2 separate regions of the Homo sapiens genome follow, and region 2 is linked to region 1. A link is a loop called in an ENCODE intact Hi-C map of the cell type or tissue named here. Cell type or tissue: dorsolateral prefrontal cortex. All regions are shown on one strand.

Evidence for each region. Hi-C counts contacts between places; a loop is a spot of excess contacts. Peaks named below come from ENCODE experiments on the same cell type or tissue, not always from the same donor. Only the 100,000 strongest peaks of a DNase experiment are listed, where the experiment ranks them.
Region 2: it touches region 1 in a loop (1.9-fold over the local background); 2 of 110 quality-filtered maps call a loop at or near these places.

What each region holds. Positions count from the first base shown.
Region 1 is chr22:30,482,298-30,490,297 of GRCh38, reverse strand. SEC14L4 (SEC14 like lipid binding 4) reads left to right here. Exons shown (of 12, transcript NM_174977.4): 12 at 52-1,396. The coding sequence ends at 191. It overlaps LOC107985579 (a long non-coding RNA gene), which reads right to left and starts at 7,224. Exons shown (of 3, transcript XR_001755490.2): 1 at 7,043-7,224; 2 at 6,459-6,520; 3 at 3,914-4,551. In dorsolateral prefrontal cortex, CTCF peaks have their summits at 4,528 and 4,733 (motif pointing right); a DNase peak (open chromatin) is centred at 4,737.
Region 2 is chr22:30,578,777-30,586,776 of GRCh38, reverse strand. It overlaps PES1 (pescadillo ribosomal biogenesis factor 1), which reads left to right. Exons shown (of 15, transcript NM_014303.4): 5 at 2,060-2,231; 6 at 2,323-2,412; 7 at 5,133-5,249; 8 at 5,369-5,443; 9 at 5,676-5,765; 10 at 6,076-6,206; 11 at 6,599-6,724; 12 at 6,842-7,026; 13 at 7,474-7,640; 14 at 7,779-7,940. Among named protein-coding and RNA genes, the nearest start is that of GAL3ST1, 8.1 kb to the right of the region's middle. RefSeq lists an enhancer at 1-132. In dorsolateral prefrontal cortex, no CTCF peak of the experiment used is centred here; a DNase peak (open chromatin) is centred at 3,776; H3K27ac peaks cover 2,558 bases.

The DNA.
Region 1 (8,000 bases):
CCTGCAGATGTGCGGGGTTTGTGCTCCCTGATCACCTCTCCATCACTGCAGATGTCCTGCGCTTCGACAACACCTACAGCCGGATGCATGCCAAGAAGCTCAGCTACACTGTGGAGGTGCTGCTTCCCGACAAGGCCTCTGAGGAGACGCTGCAGAGTCTCAAGGCGATGAGACCCTCCCCAACACAGTGAAGACCCCAGCCACCTCTACCTGTGCACTCCAACCCCTTCACACCCACCCCTCTGACCCCTGCCTTCCCAGGCAGGGTGGTGCTGGAGGTGGCTGCAGAGAGCCACTTGTCCCACGTCACCATTTCATCTCATTGTAGGCTCACCTGGCACAGTGGCCAAGCAGGAAGGGGCCACCAGTGCATAGCCCATGCTGAAGATTCAGACAGGAACCTCTTTCCCTGTTCCCAGAGAATGCGGCTGAGAATGAGAACGCTGAAGATGATCCAGTCCACTGAGGATGGGTCCTGCTTGCAGAAGCTGCCCTTTCACCCATCTTGACAAGATCCAGCCACCCAGGACTCACCCATGCCTGGTGTTCCAGCTTCAGGGGGTGTGCGTGGTTCCTAGGTCCTGTGGACATCACAGCTTCAGGCCTGAAGAGCAGAGAAGCCCTGTTCTCTGCATGTAGGAGGTCAGCAGGGGTGGGCAGGCCCAGCTGGAGGCAGCTGGGTGAGGGTCCTGGTTCCAGCAGAGCACTGGGGCCCATCCAAGTTTGTTCTGCCACCACTGGATGGAAAATTGGAAATGGACTGGGCGTGGTGGCTCACGCCTATAATCCCAGCAGTTTGGGAGGCTGAGTTGGGCAGATCACCTGAGATCAGGAGTTCGGGACCAGCCTGGGCAACATGGTGAAACCCTGTCTCTACTAAAAATACAAAAATTAGCCGGGCATGGTGGCGTGCACCTGTAATCCCAGCTACTCAGGAGGCTGAGGCAGGAGAATCGCTTGTACCCAGGAGGCGGAGGTTGTAGTGAGCTGAGATCGTGCCACTGCACTCCAGCCTGGGCAACAGAGCCAGACTCCGTCTCTAAACAAACAAACAAACAAACAAACAAATAAAGAAAGAACATTGGACATGGAGAGGTGGGGCCTGGCATGGGTAACCATCAGAGGAAAAAGCCATGCTCAGCCTTCCAGTTGAGTGGGTAACGACTGAGTCTCCAGGGAATTCCCAGTGACCTCCCCTCCACACCTGCTGTGATCCTGCCAACATTTAGCTTTGGTTCTCTTGGCAGCTGCACCATTCATGGGTGCATATACGTAGAGTCTGAACAGGTGCTCTGCTGCTAGAAACAGCAAACCATCTAGATTAAACTCCTAAAGCCAGTGCCACGAGGCATTCCTGTTCCAACTGGGTGTTTGAGCAGATTGGCAAAAAAAAAAAAAAAAAAAAAAATGGCTGCGCTGGCTCCAAGGAGATGGCCTGGGCTGTCGGGCAAGAGTCACAGGACATCCCCATGTCCAGGGGCTGCCTCTGCATCGGAGATGTGACAGGCATCCCCACTACCCTGTTGCACTGCATGGCCACGCTGTCTGCTGCTTTCCCAGATGCAGTGATATTTGGAGTGCCCAGAGGCACTTGGGCTTCCATGGCAGGCTGTGGCCAACTGGAGCCGGGAGGACCTGTGCTAAATTTCACAAGGCCCACCGGTTGTCATGATGGGGGATTGTAATGCCTCACTTCAGCTTTGACATCCTCTGCCTTGATGTCCTCTGCCTAAAAACCAGGGGTTCCTAGACTTGAACTCTGATTCTTGCCCATGTAACTACAGCCGATTTTCCATCAGCACAGCCTTGTCTGGTTTCCTTGCAGGCAGCAAGGATTGCTCTGCCCCATGCACAAGTGTTTCCTGAGACTCTGATCACAGGGCCGTGATCACAAATACGGGCTGGCTGCGGGGGTGGCAAACAAAAATGGGGTCAGGTGCAGGCACTAGTGACTGAATTGCAGTGAGCAGTGATCGCCTGCAGAGGTGAGAGCAGAATCTCCTACCAATTCAGGAGGGGAGGGGCACACTGGGAGCTCAGCAGGGAGCAGGGGCACATGTCCTCAGCAACCCATTTCCAATTATTTTTTTTCTTTTCTTTTCTGAGATAGAGTCTCTGTTGCCTAGACTGGAGTACAGTGGCGCGATCTCAGCTCACTACAACATTCACCTCCCAGGTTCAAGCGATTCTCCCACCTCAGCCTCCCGAGTAGCTGGGACTACAGACATGCACCACCACACCTGGCTGATTTTTGTATTTTTAGTAGAGATGGGGTTTCACCATGTTGGCCAGGCTGATCTCAAACCCCTGACCTCAAGTGATCTGCCTGGCTCAGCCTCCCAAAGTGCTGGGATTACAGGTATGAGCCACCATGCCTGGCCTCCATGTCTAATTTTTAACACTGTCACTTTTTTACAAAACTGAAAAAAAAAAGTCACCCAGAGAGGGGCAGTGGCTTGCCCAAAGTTTGTTTCTTCATTTATTCACTCATTGATATTAATTTAATTTAATTTAATTTTTTAAAAGTAGAGACAGGCCGGGCGCGGTGGCTCACGCCTGTAATCCCAGCACTTTGGGAGGCCGAGGCGGGCAGATCACGAGATCAGGAGATGGAGACCATCCTGGCTAACACGGTGAAACCCTGTCTCTACTAAAAATACAAAAAATTAGCTGGGCGTGATGGCGGGCACCTGTAGTCCCAGCTACTCGAGGGGCTGAGGCAGGAGAATGACGTGAATCTGGAGGCGGAGCTTGCAGTGAGGCGAGATCACGCCACTGCACTCCAGCCTGGGCGACAGAGCGAGATTCCGTCTCAAAAAAAAAAAGAAAAAAAAGTAGAGACAGGGGTCTTGCTATGTTGCCCAGGCTGGTCTTGAACTTCTAGGCTCAAGCCATCCTCCCTGCCTCAGCTTCCCAAAGTGCTGAGGTCACAGGTGTGAGCCACTGAGCCCGGCCTGATTTTGGGTGTTTATTGAGTATCTGCCCAGCACCAGGCATGGCAGACTCTGGGGACACCGAGGACCCTGGGCTGACCCAACTGTATTAACCGGAGGTTTGCGCTCATGGAGGGAGGGAGGTGGAAGTGACACCAGTGATCAGTTATCAAGTGGGTGCATTGTCACCATGCATGCTTGGTTGGGGGCAGGAGCCAAACTCTGGGGGAGCACCCAGCCAAGAAACCTGACAAGGGGTCACGTATGCTTTGTCCAAGGAGGAGGTGACCCTGAAGGGAGAGCTGTCGGATGTGCGGGATGATGGCAGGCGAGCCTTCCAGACAGGAATGGGGGGTGGGCGGTCAGTGGGGCAGGGGTGTCAGAGGCCAAAGGAAAGCTGGAAGGGCTCTCCCAGCCTGGGGCAACGCTGGTAACAACTCACTGGTATTTCCTATTTCTTCATGGATAACTGTGTACACATTAAATAGTTATTAATAATTAATAAAACCATTTTATAATGCCGGTTACAAAACAGCCGTGTAGTTTGTCAGGAAAGAATGGCAAAATCTTGGCAGGAGGCCACAGATCAAAACTCTTGCTCAAAATGAGGCAATTGGAAATACCCAGGCCTCACCTGTCCAGATAATGGAGGTGGGACCTGCTCTCCCTAGCCCATCTCCTCCCTGGAAGTCCCCACAGTCTTTGGGGAGAAGCAGGTGAGGAGGGCAGCAGGTCAAGGACCCATGGGCGTGTTTTCCTTTTTTTTTTTTTTTTTTTTTGAGATAGGGTCTTACTCTGTTTCTCAGGCTGGAGTGCAGTGGCCCAGTCATAGATCACTGCAGCCTTGAACTCCGGCAAAAACCATCCTTTTGCCTCAGCATCCTGAGTAGCTGGGACCACAGGTGTGCACCACTGCACCTGGCTAATTTTTTTTTTTTGGAAATGGGGTCTCACTATGTTGCCCAGACTGGTCTCGAACTCCTGGCCTGAAGTGGTCCTCCCACCTTGGCCTCCCAAAGTGTTGGAATTACAGGCGTGAGCCACCACCCCAGGCCCCAGGGTTGCGGGTGTTTCAATGGCTGTTGGAGAGGCTCACCTGCCCCAGCCCACCTCACTGCCCAAGGAGCCCAAGCTAGGGAGGACACCACTGTAAGAAAGTCTAGGCAGGTGCTCAGAGTAGGTCTTCACCAGAGCTTCATGGCACAGCACTCCACAGTTTGCACAGCCGCTTCACATTAAGTCCTGAAGCAGACAGAGATTATAGCCCCATTTTACAGGCCAGGAAACCGAAGCTCAGCAGGGGGCAGTGCCTTGGCCAAAGCCTCTGTGTCCAGTGAACCAGTACCCAGGTCAGCTGCCGCTGGTGCCCCCAGCCTGCAGTAGGGGAGACGAGGGTTGATGGCGTGTGGGCCCCTGCAGGGAAGGCCAGTGTGGGGCAGGGGGCCACACAGTGGGACAAAGTGAGGTGCTGGGTTCCTGGGGTGGAGGGAAGGCCCAGGATTGGGAGAAAGCTGCTCAGACGTTTGTGCATCTCGGTGGGAAGTGATGGTGCCAGCTCCATGCCCAAATACCGACTGTGAGCCAGGCCCAAGCTGAGGCAGGAAGCACCATCCGCAGCCTACAGATGAGGAAAGTGAGGCTCAGGGCAGGAAGTGAATTATCACATCACACAACACAAAGCGGGAGAGGTAAGCCGTGAATCTGTGTCCATCTACCAGACCGCACACTTGGTGTGCGGGTAGGGAGGAGGCCCGGCCCAAACTGAGCGATGCTCAGGGGACTTCTGCTTTTAACCACCAGGGGGCAGTGTTGGGCCAGCCGCACCCCTGTCCACCAGGAGCGTGAACTGGGGTGGCCCTTAGCATGGGCTCATTGGAAGGTTACTTTCCAGGCCGGTTGAAGCCAAGTTCACCAGGCCCAGGCTGTTCGTGGGGCCACCTGGAGTGGCGGAAAAAGGCAGCCTGACCTCGTTTTAGATCCTGGGTCTGTCACTTGCAGGCTCCGTTTCTTTTTCTTTTTCTTTTTTTTTTGAGACAGGGTGTCACTCTGTTGCCCAGGCTGGAGTGCAGTGGTACAATCATCACTGTAGCCTCGACCTCCTGGGCTCGGGTGATCCTTCCACCTCACCTCCTGAGTAGCAGGGACTACAGGTGTGCACCACCATGTTTAGCTAATTTTTTATTTTTTGTAGAGATAGGGTTTTGTTATGAAGCCCAGGCTGGTCTTGAACTCCTGGACTCAAGCAATCCTCCCACTTTGGCCTCCCAGAGTGCTGGGGTTACAGGTGTGAGCCACCGTACCCTCTCTGTGCCCATTTCTACCCACTCCTGTCCAGATTCCGCAGGGCAGCCAGAATAAAATCTTTCTGAAATGCAAATCTGATCACATCATTCTCTGCATAAGCCCTTCTCTAGTGCCCCACGTACCCCTGGGTAAAATCAGCCTCAGTGGTAGCTTGCAAGGCCCTCTGCAACCTGGCCACTGCACCCCAGTTCCAGACACATCCCATGACTTAAATTCACCAATTCATCAAGCTCTTTCCTGCCCCTCTGCCTTTGCTCATGCTGTACCTTCAGCCTAGGACTCCCTCTCCAACCTTGTTAAATGCACGCTCAAGGGCACTGGAACCCTGTCTTGAAAGGCCTTCCCTAGGCCACACCGCCACCCAGGCCCTATCAGTTAGGGTCCCTTCCCCACACCCCAGCTGCACTTCCCAGAGGTTCCAAAAAAAAACCAGATACCATTTACTAAGCACCTGCATAAGCTTGTGGCTCTATCTATGCCACTTTGTTTAATCTTCATGGCAGCCTTATAAAATAAACATAGACCAGGTGCGGTGGCTCACACCAGTAATCCCAGCACTTTGGGAGGCCGAGGCGGGCGGATCATGAGGTCAGGAGATCGAGACCATCCTAGCCAACATGGTGAAACCCCGCCACTACTAAAAATACAAAAATTAGCTGGGCATAGTGGCACACACCTGTAATCCCAGCTACTCGGGAGGTTGAGGCAGGAGAATTGCTTGAACCGGGGAGGTGGAGGTTGCAGTGATCCGAGATCGCGCCACTGCACTCCAGCCTGGTGACAGAGTGAGACTCTGTCTTAAAATAAAATAAAATAAAATAATAAAATAAACATAATTATTCCTGTTTTACAGGAGAGGAAAGTAAGGCTCAGAAACAGACATTTGCTCAGTGGTGGCACCAGGGTTGGAACTCAGGATGTCTGACTCCAGAGACTCCATGTGCCTTCCTGGACCATTTACCACCAGAGCCATGTGCTTCCCTGGACCGTCCACACCCAGGTTGGGTCATGCCAAGAGCACCGCCAAAGGGCAGAGTCTGGCAGCATGACCCACTACTTCAGAGAGACCCAAGAAGAGGGTAGAGCAGGGTAGCCACAGAACAGGGGAGAAGCAACAGGAAAGAATGGGCTCGCCTAGCTGTGTCCTAGTCTTGGAGCTGAAAGCAGGCTGGGTGACTAGCCTCGTAATAGCGGTAAAGGCCTACACTGTTGATCACTTACCATGTGCTAGGCAGTAGGTGAGGTAGCTTATTGGTCTCTTCTACACTGGTCATCTCAGTACCCTGTAAGAAGGAGATGTTACCAGCTTCAATTTCCTTGTGAGACTCAAGATCACACAACACATTAGAGGTGAAGTTAAGATTCAAATCCAGATAGCCAGGCCCATGTTTCAGCAGCATCCATTTCTGAACTATTTGTGGATTATTTGCCCAGGGTTGGGAGAGGAATGACAACTGCTTGGGCTCTTTTGTTGGTGATCACCCTCAGACCCAGGTCCTCTCCCCAGTAGCCTTAGGCACTACAGGCTTTCCACAAATGCCAATGAAAACAGAGACCAGTTTGGCATGAAGAATTTGGGACACTTGATGCCCTTTGGGTAACCCCAGGCATTGTGGGAAGAGATGTGCCAGCTCCAACCCTAGACAACATACAAATTAAGGCCTCTTTCACTTTATAGAATCATTCACTGTCCTCCCCCATGTTCCTGTAACCATAGCAACCCATTCCTGTAATAAATAGCAAGGGTGTTGTATGAAAGAGGAAAGGGAAATCCTTATGAACTTGACCAGGATTTGTGTTCCCACCTCAGAGGTCTTTGGAGTCTTCTCCAGAGTGTCTTGACTTCTTGGTGGCCATTGGTATTGCGTAGTACAGACAGCAGCAGCAGCAGTATCATCAACATCGTCATCATGATCATACTTAATTTTAATTTCTGAGAGAAGAAGGGAGATGAAACTAAGCAATAAAGAATCTGTATCAAGGCCAGGCACAGTGGCTCATGCCTGTAATCCTAGCACTTTGGGAGGCCGAGGCAGGCAGATTGCTTGAGCTCAGGAGTTTGAGACCATCCTGGGCAACCTGGTGATACCATGCACCACCATGCCCAGCTAATTTATTTTTGTATTTTTAGTAGAGACGAGGTTTCACCATGTTGGTCCGGCTAGTCTCGAACTCTTGACCTCAAGTGATCAACCCACCTCGGCCTCCCAAAGTGCTGGGATTACAGGTGTGAGCCACCGTGCCTGGTCCAATAGATAGACATTTTTAAAGTTTGACTAGACATTTCTCCATAGACAATATACAAATGGCCAATAAGCACATGAAAAGATGCTCAATTGCATAGTTGTTGGAGAAATGCAATTCAAAACCACAATGAGATACCACTTGACAGCCACTACAATGGCTATGATAAAAAAAAAAAAAGCAAATGGAAAATAACAAAAGATGTGAACGATGTTGGCAAGGATGTGAAGAAATTGCGGCCCTCATACACTGCTAGTGGGAATGTAAAATAGTGTAGCCACATTGGAAAATAGAAAGGCAGTTCCTCAAAGGTTAAATATAGAATCACTATACAAGCCAGCAATTCCACTCCTAAGGTTATACCCAAAAGAAGTGAAAACCTATGTTCCCACAAAAACTGATACAAAACATAGTCATACCAACATTATTCATAATAGCCAAAAAAGCGGAAATAACCCAAATGTCCATCAACTGATGAACAGATAAACAAAACGTGGTCTATCCATAGAATAGAAGATT
Region 2 (8,000 bases), 96 kb before region 1:
GGTTTCCCCATGTTGGCCAGGCTGACCTCACGTGATCTACCCACCTCGGCCTCTCAAAGTGCTGGGATTACAGGTGTGAGTCACCGCACTCAGCCTAAATCAGCAATTCTTAATCAGGGGTGATCTTGCTTTTCCAGTGGACATTTGGCAATGTCTGGAGACTCTTTTTGGTTCTCACGACTTGGATGGACGTGCTATTGGTGTTGAGTGGAGAGAGGCCAGTGATGCTGCTAAATACGCTATAGTAGTCCCCCACAACATAGAATAGTCTGACCCGGAATGTCAGTAGTGGTAAAGTTCAGAACCCCTGGACTGGTAAATGTCTGTCATCTTTGGAGGCTGATGGCCCAGGAACACTGAGCTCTAGGATGGCTCGGGTTGGCTTCATCCAACCTGGCTGTGGGCTGTCACAGGAAGTGCCCTGGCCTAGGAGCTAGACAGCTGGTGTTCGCATCCCAGCTGTGTGGCACATGAGCTGGGTGGCCAGAGGGTATTTCCTAGCCCGAGCAGGTCCCCATCTTCAGAAGAGATGATGGTAGTTCCTGTCCTGCCTGTGGCACACAGTGTTAGGTGAAATAAATGAAAAAAAGCCACACACGAAAAGCAAGTGCCTGGATTCATACACACACCAAGTGTGGTGATGTGGTTGTGGTGATCTCATACTACACCATCCCCAGCTCCTTAGCTAGAGCCAGAGCTTAAGAAAGAAAAGCAGTTGGCCCAGAAATGCTGGTGCTGTTTCTACAGAAAGCCTGGGTTCTTGGTTTTGTCTGTGAGGTGGAGAGTGAGGAAACTACAAGGCACCAGAGGGGGCCAGTTGAGGCCGCCACCTCTGCACCAAGAAACCAGACAGCTGTTCTGCTGCCTCATCAGAGGTCTCTGCAGGCCTTTCTTGCATCTTGGCATGGGTTTGAAGACCTGGCAGACTTCTGACTCGCAGCAGTGAGTGATGCTATCTGGGGCTGGAAGGACCTTGGCAATGTCTGGTCTCATGGATTTTGGAGTCTTTTTTGAAATAGCAGAACCCATTCTTTTTTTTTTTTTTAACCCCTGCCCCCACTCCCCCCAACCCCTGACCAGAACCCATTCTTCAAAAGGAAGCTTCTTCTCCTTGAAGACTGGGCATTTGGAAAAAAGAAAATAGAAAAAGTAACAAAAATGATTTTTGAAAAGGTAGCTTCCTGGAAGGCAGTTTGGATGCCAGCGTCTCTGGCAGCTGCTGTGGCTGCGGGAGAGAGGCTTGAAGCTCTGTCTGTCCGCTTGGGCTCAAGGTGTTTCTAGGGAGCTGCAAGAGCCCAGTTGTAAATGAAGAGTCTGGGTCACAGCTCAGACCGGGACTGGAATCCAGGTGTCGTTACTTGTGGTTCCGTGTCTTCTCTGTGACCCATGCCTCTGTCCCTCAACAGGGCAGCCACACAGTGCCCAGGGTGGCTCATCCTTGTTGGCTTCGTCATTTACCAGAGGATTCCCCGAAACACATTCTGCTCTGGCTCTTCCTGGACCCAATTCCCTGGGTCTCATTGGTTCTGCCAACTAGACATGTCCAAGGGATGAGAGGCATGGAAGACATAACCTACGCTGGCGACCGGTGGCCAGGCCCAGTCATAAGTGCTGCTGAGGGGAAGCAGCCCCCACCCCGCTCCCTGCTCCACCAGGGCAGCTTCGGTTTCCCATTTTCCATTTTGGACCTCCCTGTAGAGTGTCTGTGCACTAAAGTTTCCACCTTCAAAGAGAGTCATAGAGCCCCTGACTCCGTCTACCGTCGTGCACCACAAAATCCGCACGTGGGTCAAGGCTGGGTCTTTGGTGAGCATTCGGTGTCTTGAGGACCCCCATCGGGACTTCTCTGGTCCTCAGAGCCTAGTGGGCGCATCCTGGTTAAGTGGTTCCTCCTAGGGGCTGTGGTCAGCTGTGGGGAAGCTGCTCCTGCCAGGTCAGGAGGTGGCAGTGGTGAGGCCTGGCTTGAGGAACGGGGCATCTGGGGTGGGATAAGGAGATCAGGGTCCCCCTTGGCACCCACGCTGAACAGGCCCCATGTGCTGCCTCACTGGCCATGCAGGTATCCCACGTTCATCGATGCCCTGCGGGACCTGGACGATGCCCTCTCCATGTGCTTCCTGTTTTCCACCTTCCCGCGGACTGGCAAGTGCCACGTGCAGACCATTCAGCTGTGCCGCCGGCTCACTGTGGAGTTCATGCACTACATTATCGCTGCCCGTGCCCTGCGCAAGGTGAGCCTGGGACTGCCCGGCTGGCATCCCACCCTGCCCCCTCTCCTGCCACCCCATGGTCTTCACCCAGATGTCTCCTCCTCTCCCCTAGGTCTTCCTGTCCATCAAAGGCATTTACTACCAGGCCGAGGTACTGGGGCAGCCCATCGTGTGGATCACTCCCTATGCCTTCTCCCATGACGTGAGTGTGCCTGTCGGGAGGGGACGGGCTTGTGCTGCCTCCTAGACAGATATGGATGTGGAGGAAGGGGGATTTTGCTGTCCATGGAGTTTAGCAAGTGCTGGGTTCCCAACTGTTGATGAGGGGTGAGGCGCGGCAGAATGTGCCACACAGCATCCTCATTAAGAGCGGGAGCCTAAGCTAGCCCTATGGCAGCACCTGCCAGCTGCGTGCCCTTGGACGTGTTCCTTTCACCTCTCTGTGCCTCAGTTAACAGTGTCTACACCCTTAACAGTGCCTGGTGCTTGGCCTTTTAGGGCCGAATAAACAGTGAGAACAGCTATCAGGGCCATACCCAGCCTGCATGCCCAGCACCATGTGGTGCCACCACGGGGACAGTGGCAGAGCCCTGCCCTCGAACCTACTGGGCTCCTCGTCCCTGCTTTGCTGCCGATAGCTGCCAGACCTTGGCCAAGTGGCCTTGCCTCCCTTCTCTGCTTCCCCCTTCCTGCCTCTCTGCCCCACAGGACTCGGGGACTGGGAGAGAAGGGGAACGGTGAGCACAGGAGAAGCACTTAGCATGTGGCACTGTTTCCTACATATATTGTTTTCTTTTTCTTTTAAAATAGAGATAGGGTCTCACTATATTACCCAGACTGGTCTGGAACTCCTGAGCTCAAGCAGTCCTCCAATCTCAGCCTCCCAAAGTGCTAGGATTATAGGCGTGAGCCACAGAGCCCAGCCTTTTTCTTTATCTCTTTGAAATCCTGGGAATTGTTGGCAGGGATCCACTGAGAGAAACCCTGGTTTTGCCCTCTCATGGAGCTTCTAGTGCCCCGCAGGTGGGCCAGGCTCTCCTGCCTCCCTGTGCTGGTGGCCTGCATTTAGCCCACCTTGCTTGATCATTGAGTGGGAACTGGTGCCTTCAGCGGAGAGCAGCCGCTGCCGGTCCAGTTAGCACAGTGGCTCTGCTGCCCAGATTATCAGGGGCTCCAGGGGGAGCTGGGACTCTAGGTGCCCTGGGCTGTTACTTATGATCCCTTGTGGGTGGGGTTGCAAGGACTGGAACCTACCCTGACTGGCTGTCTGGTGGTGAGGCTGTGGCCTGTTTGCGAGTGAGAGGCGGGCTTGGCCCTCAGCAGTCCCTGTTCCCTCTCCCCCTGGGGCACGTGTGGGTGGCCCTTCCTTCTTCCCTTCCCCAGCCCTCCTCTCCTCCTCCTTCCTTCCTGCCTTCCTCTTGGTCCTTCCTTCTCTCTGATGTCCTGCCCCCATGCTGCTCAGACTGGTCTTTGTGTGTCCTCCCTGGTGGTGAATAGGGCCCTGTGGTGGGCCGGCCTCCACACAGCTGGCCCTGGGGGAAGGGAGCCAGCCACGCATTCCCCTTTCCTCCTTGGCCAGTTCACTGCCGTTGCTTCCTCTCAGCGGATGGGGAGGACTGGCACTAGGTCGTAGCGGAGCCCAGTTGTGCCCCTCCTGTGAGCAGCCAGGGTTGGGTTCATAGCTGTGGAACTCAGGCTGGTTGTAGGGGCGGGGTCTCCCTGCTCAGTGCTGGGCTGTGGGAAATGGGGTTGGTCCCCAGATGTGCCTGTCAGGGGCCCTCACAGATTCTCATGGAAGGATGGCGGTGTGAGTGAGGGAACAGGCAGGGCTTCTCTTGGCCCTATGTGCTCTCACAGCACAGGTCACTGTCTGGCAGCAGAATAGCGGAACAGCTAAGAGTCATGGGCACACCCGGCACCCATGGTGATCACTACTGATTTTCACGTTGCTCGGAACATCCTGCCGCGTCCTGGGGGCCAAATGGGCTGGCTCGGCCTCCATGGTTTTAGGGGGCAGAACTGCTCAAGAGTTGTGATTCTGTCTGGGCCTCAGTTCTTTGCCCTGTTTTGCCCTATTAACTGCTCCAGGGCAAAGATGAGCCTTCTGTGTCCCCTGCTGCTGGGATGACAGCTCTGTGCCTTTTCCCTGAGCAAAAAGTAGTTTTGTCTGCTGGCCATTTCCCAAGAGCTCCCTGGGGGCTGAGCCAGGCCAGCTGCCAGCCTACCCTGGCCCCTCGGGTCATGCCTCTGGACCTGGCTTGGGCCCAAGGAGGGAGTCACTCAATTCTGAGTGTCCATCCCAAGGTTCAGAGGTGGGACTCAGTGGGCGGCCTGAGCCCCATGCTTCCCCCGCCCCCGCTGGGCCTGGCCTTCCCAAGGCACCTTAGTCAGCCAAGGTTTTGCCAGCCCCTCTGGGCTAGAGACAGCGCTGGGAGCACCACCCTCTGGTGCTCACACGCTAGCCCAGCAGCAGACATGCAGCAAAGATTGTAGACTAGGTGATGTAGAAGGCAGGAGCTCTGGCCAGGTCGGAAAGTGGTCTGTCCGAGTCTGAGCTAGACCTGAAGGAAGTGGGAGAGCCGGAGCAGGGAGGGGAGGGCCAGCCAGTCTTCGGAGCAGCAGGGACCAGGGTCCCTTTTCTCACTCTTTTATGGGGGTCTGGCACTGACTTCCAGGATGCGTCTAACCCTTGGGACCCCTATCCAGAGCCTCACTTGTGGCTGGGAACACTTGTGGCCGGAACGCCCCTGGTGGGAAGATCCATGCCACCCCTTCCCTAGGGCAGCGCCTTAAGGGCAGAGCCTTCTTGAGGAGCTTGGGGTCTTTGGGTAGGTCAGACACCCTCCACTCTGTGGGTTGTCTGTCCCTCCTTTGCCCCCATCCCTGCACCCACACTGCTCATGCATCTCTTGTGTTCCCCAGCACCCGACAGACGTGGACTACAGGGTCATGGCCACCTTCACCGAGTTCTACACCACGCTGCTGGGCTTTGTCAACTTCCGCCTTTACCAGTTGCTCAACCTCCACTATCCCCCGAAGGTAGGACCCCAGCCCAGTGCCTTCTGCTCGCCGTGCAGGGGCCACAGCCCTTCTCTGTCCACACAGAGGCGAGGGGCTGTGGCTGTCCTCTGCCTCCTGACCTTCCCTTTGCCTACTAGCTCGAGGGTCAGGCCCAAGCAGAGGCAAAGGCCGGTGAGGGCACCTACGCGTTGGACTCCGAGAGTTGTATGGAGGTGAGAGGCTCCAGGAGCATCATCCGGCATCTCCCAAGGGAGTGGTCTCTGTCCCCAACACCTCTGGGGGTCTGGTTCAGAGTGGGGGTGGTTATGGCTAGGTGGGTGGTCTCAGCCTGCCCTTGGAACCCACACCTGCTGATGCCCAGGACTGTCACTGCTGCCCCTCCCCACCCTGGCCACATGCCCGCATGAGGTCCCCCACTGCAAGCAGCCCCCTTCTCTCCTGTAGAAACTGGCAGCCCTCAGTGCCAGCCTGGCCCGCGTGGTGGTGCCTGCCACAGAGGAGGAGGCCGAGGTGGATGAGTTTCCCACCGATGGGGTGAGCACTGCACTGCCTTCTGGCAGGAGGGCTGGGAGGGGTCGTGTGGGGGGTTTCCCAGCTTAGGGACATTTGCATCCTATAATTAGGTGTTATTTGATGGTCAAAGCAACTGAGCAGAAGAATGGGCTGAATTGTCATCAGAGTTTACATAGGAGGCAACAGAGCTCAGGAGTGGGGCCTTGGAGTTTCCTTTGAAGGCAGGATCCAGGATCTAGAAGGAAGCTGGAGTGGACGTTATCTCCAGCCCTGGCCCTCCAGTGGGGGTGGGCAGCCCTGGTGGTGCGAGGCCTGGCCCCTTTCTCAACAGGAGATGTCAGCGCAGGAGGAAGACCGCAGGAAGGAGCTGGAGGCGCAGGAGAAGCACAAGAAGCTTTTTGAGGGCCTGAAGTTCTTCCTGAACCGAGAGGTGCCCCGTGAGGCCCTGGCCTTCATCATCAGGTAGGGAGGCTCAAGGGCCCGCTGACAGCATTGGTTCGGCCATGCTCTGGTCTGGGTCCTGCCCTGGTGCCCATCGGTAACATTGGGATGGTGTCAGTTTCCACTTCTTATGAAACAGTGTGTGGAAAGTGCTCGGCACCGCACTGAGCACATAGGAAGTGCTCAGCAGAGGGCGGAACTGCCGTCATTTTATTACTAGCTTAGCACAGAAGGATGGGCAGTGGGCAGATCTCTGCTGAGCCAGGATTGAAGGATCCTGGGGTGAGGAGGGGGTAATTGTGTCCTAAGAGGGTGAGTTTATGGGCTGGGTGGCCAGCAGGTCCCAGGGAGCTGAGTCTCAGGACAGGCAGCTCATGTCTGTGTACCCGTGTGGGCTCTCCCTGTCCCTGTAGGAGTTTTGGTGGGGAAGTGTCCTGGGACAAATCTTTGTGCATTGGGGCCACCTATGACGTCACAGACTCCCGCATCACCCATCAGATTGTCGACCGGCCTGGGCAGCAGACCTCAGTCATTGGCAGGTAGGCCCTCAAGGGTCCTCGTCCGGATTTCTGGGTATCCTGTCTCAAAGGCCCTGCGATGCAGCAGGACCCTGAGTTGCCCTCTGTGACTCGTTTTTGCCTGCCACTCTGCGCCAGGTGCTACGTGCAGCCCCAGTGGGTGTTTGACTCAGTGAACGCCAGGCTCCTTCTCCCCGTGGCAGAGTACTTCTCTGGGGTGCAGCTGCCCCCACACCTTTCACCCTTTGTGACCGAGAAGGAAGGAGATTACGTTCCACCTGAGAAGCTGAAGCTGCTGGCTCTGCAGCGGGGAGAGGACCCAGGTGAGCGGGATGGGACTGGGCTGGCCTTGACCCCTGGGCCCACGCTGGCTGTTTCCCTTAGCTGCCAAGGTGGAAAGCTCCAGGGAACAGGCAGTAGGAGCAGAAAGCCCTTTGAAGTCACCTGTAGAATAAGGCTTAGGAGAAGGGACATCTACCTCCTGGGGTCAGGTGTTATTTGACGTTCAGGATGACTGAGCAGAAGAACATGCTGCATTGTCATCAGAGTTTACATTGGAGGCGACAGAGCTCAGGACTGGGGGTCTTGGAATTTCCTCTGATGGCAGCTGGGCTGTGGGGAGGTGCAAGAGAGGGCCACAATTGGGACATCCCTGAACTGCCCATGGCTAAAGACGGCAGGGTCAGAGAGGATGGGGCCTGGGCCTGTTGTCACCCTGCCAGAGAGACAGTAGATTCCCAGGGCATTCAGAGGACATTGGCTTTCTCTAGGAAACCTGAATGAGTCAGAAGAGGAGGAGGAAGAGGACGACAACAACGAAGGTGATGGTGATGAAGAGGGAGAAAATGAGGAGGAGGAGGAAGATGCAGAGGCTGGTTCAGAAAAGGAGGAAGAGGCCCGGCTGGCAGCCCTGGAAGAGCAGAGGATGGAGGGGAAGGTAGGGGGAGCTGCAATGCGGGGCTTGGCCTGGGAAGCAGCCCTGCTTGGTGCCTGCTCTGGCCTAGAAGGTCAGGAGCCAGAGGACTGTGGAGGTCGGGAGAACCTGCCCCCATAAGCACCCTCCTTGTGTCCCCAGAAGCCCAGGGTGATGGCAGGCACCTTGAAGCTGGAGGATAAGCAGCGGCTGGCCCAGGAGGAGGAGAGTGAGGCCAAGCGCCTGGCCATTATGATGATGAAGAAGCGGGAGAAGTACCTGTACCAGAAGATCATGTTTGGCAAGAGGCGAAAAATCCGAGAGGTGAGTTCTTGCCACCCACTTGAGATCCAGGTGTGGCCACCAGACCCAACTGCACAGGTG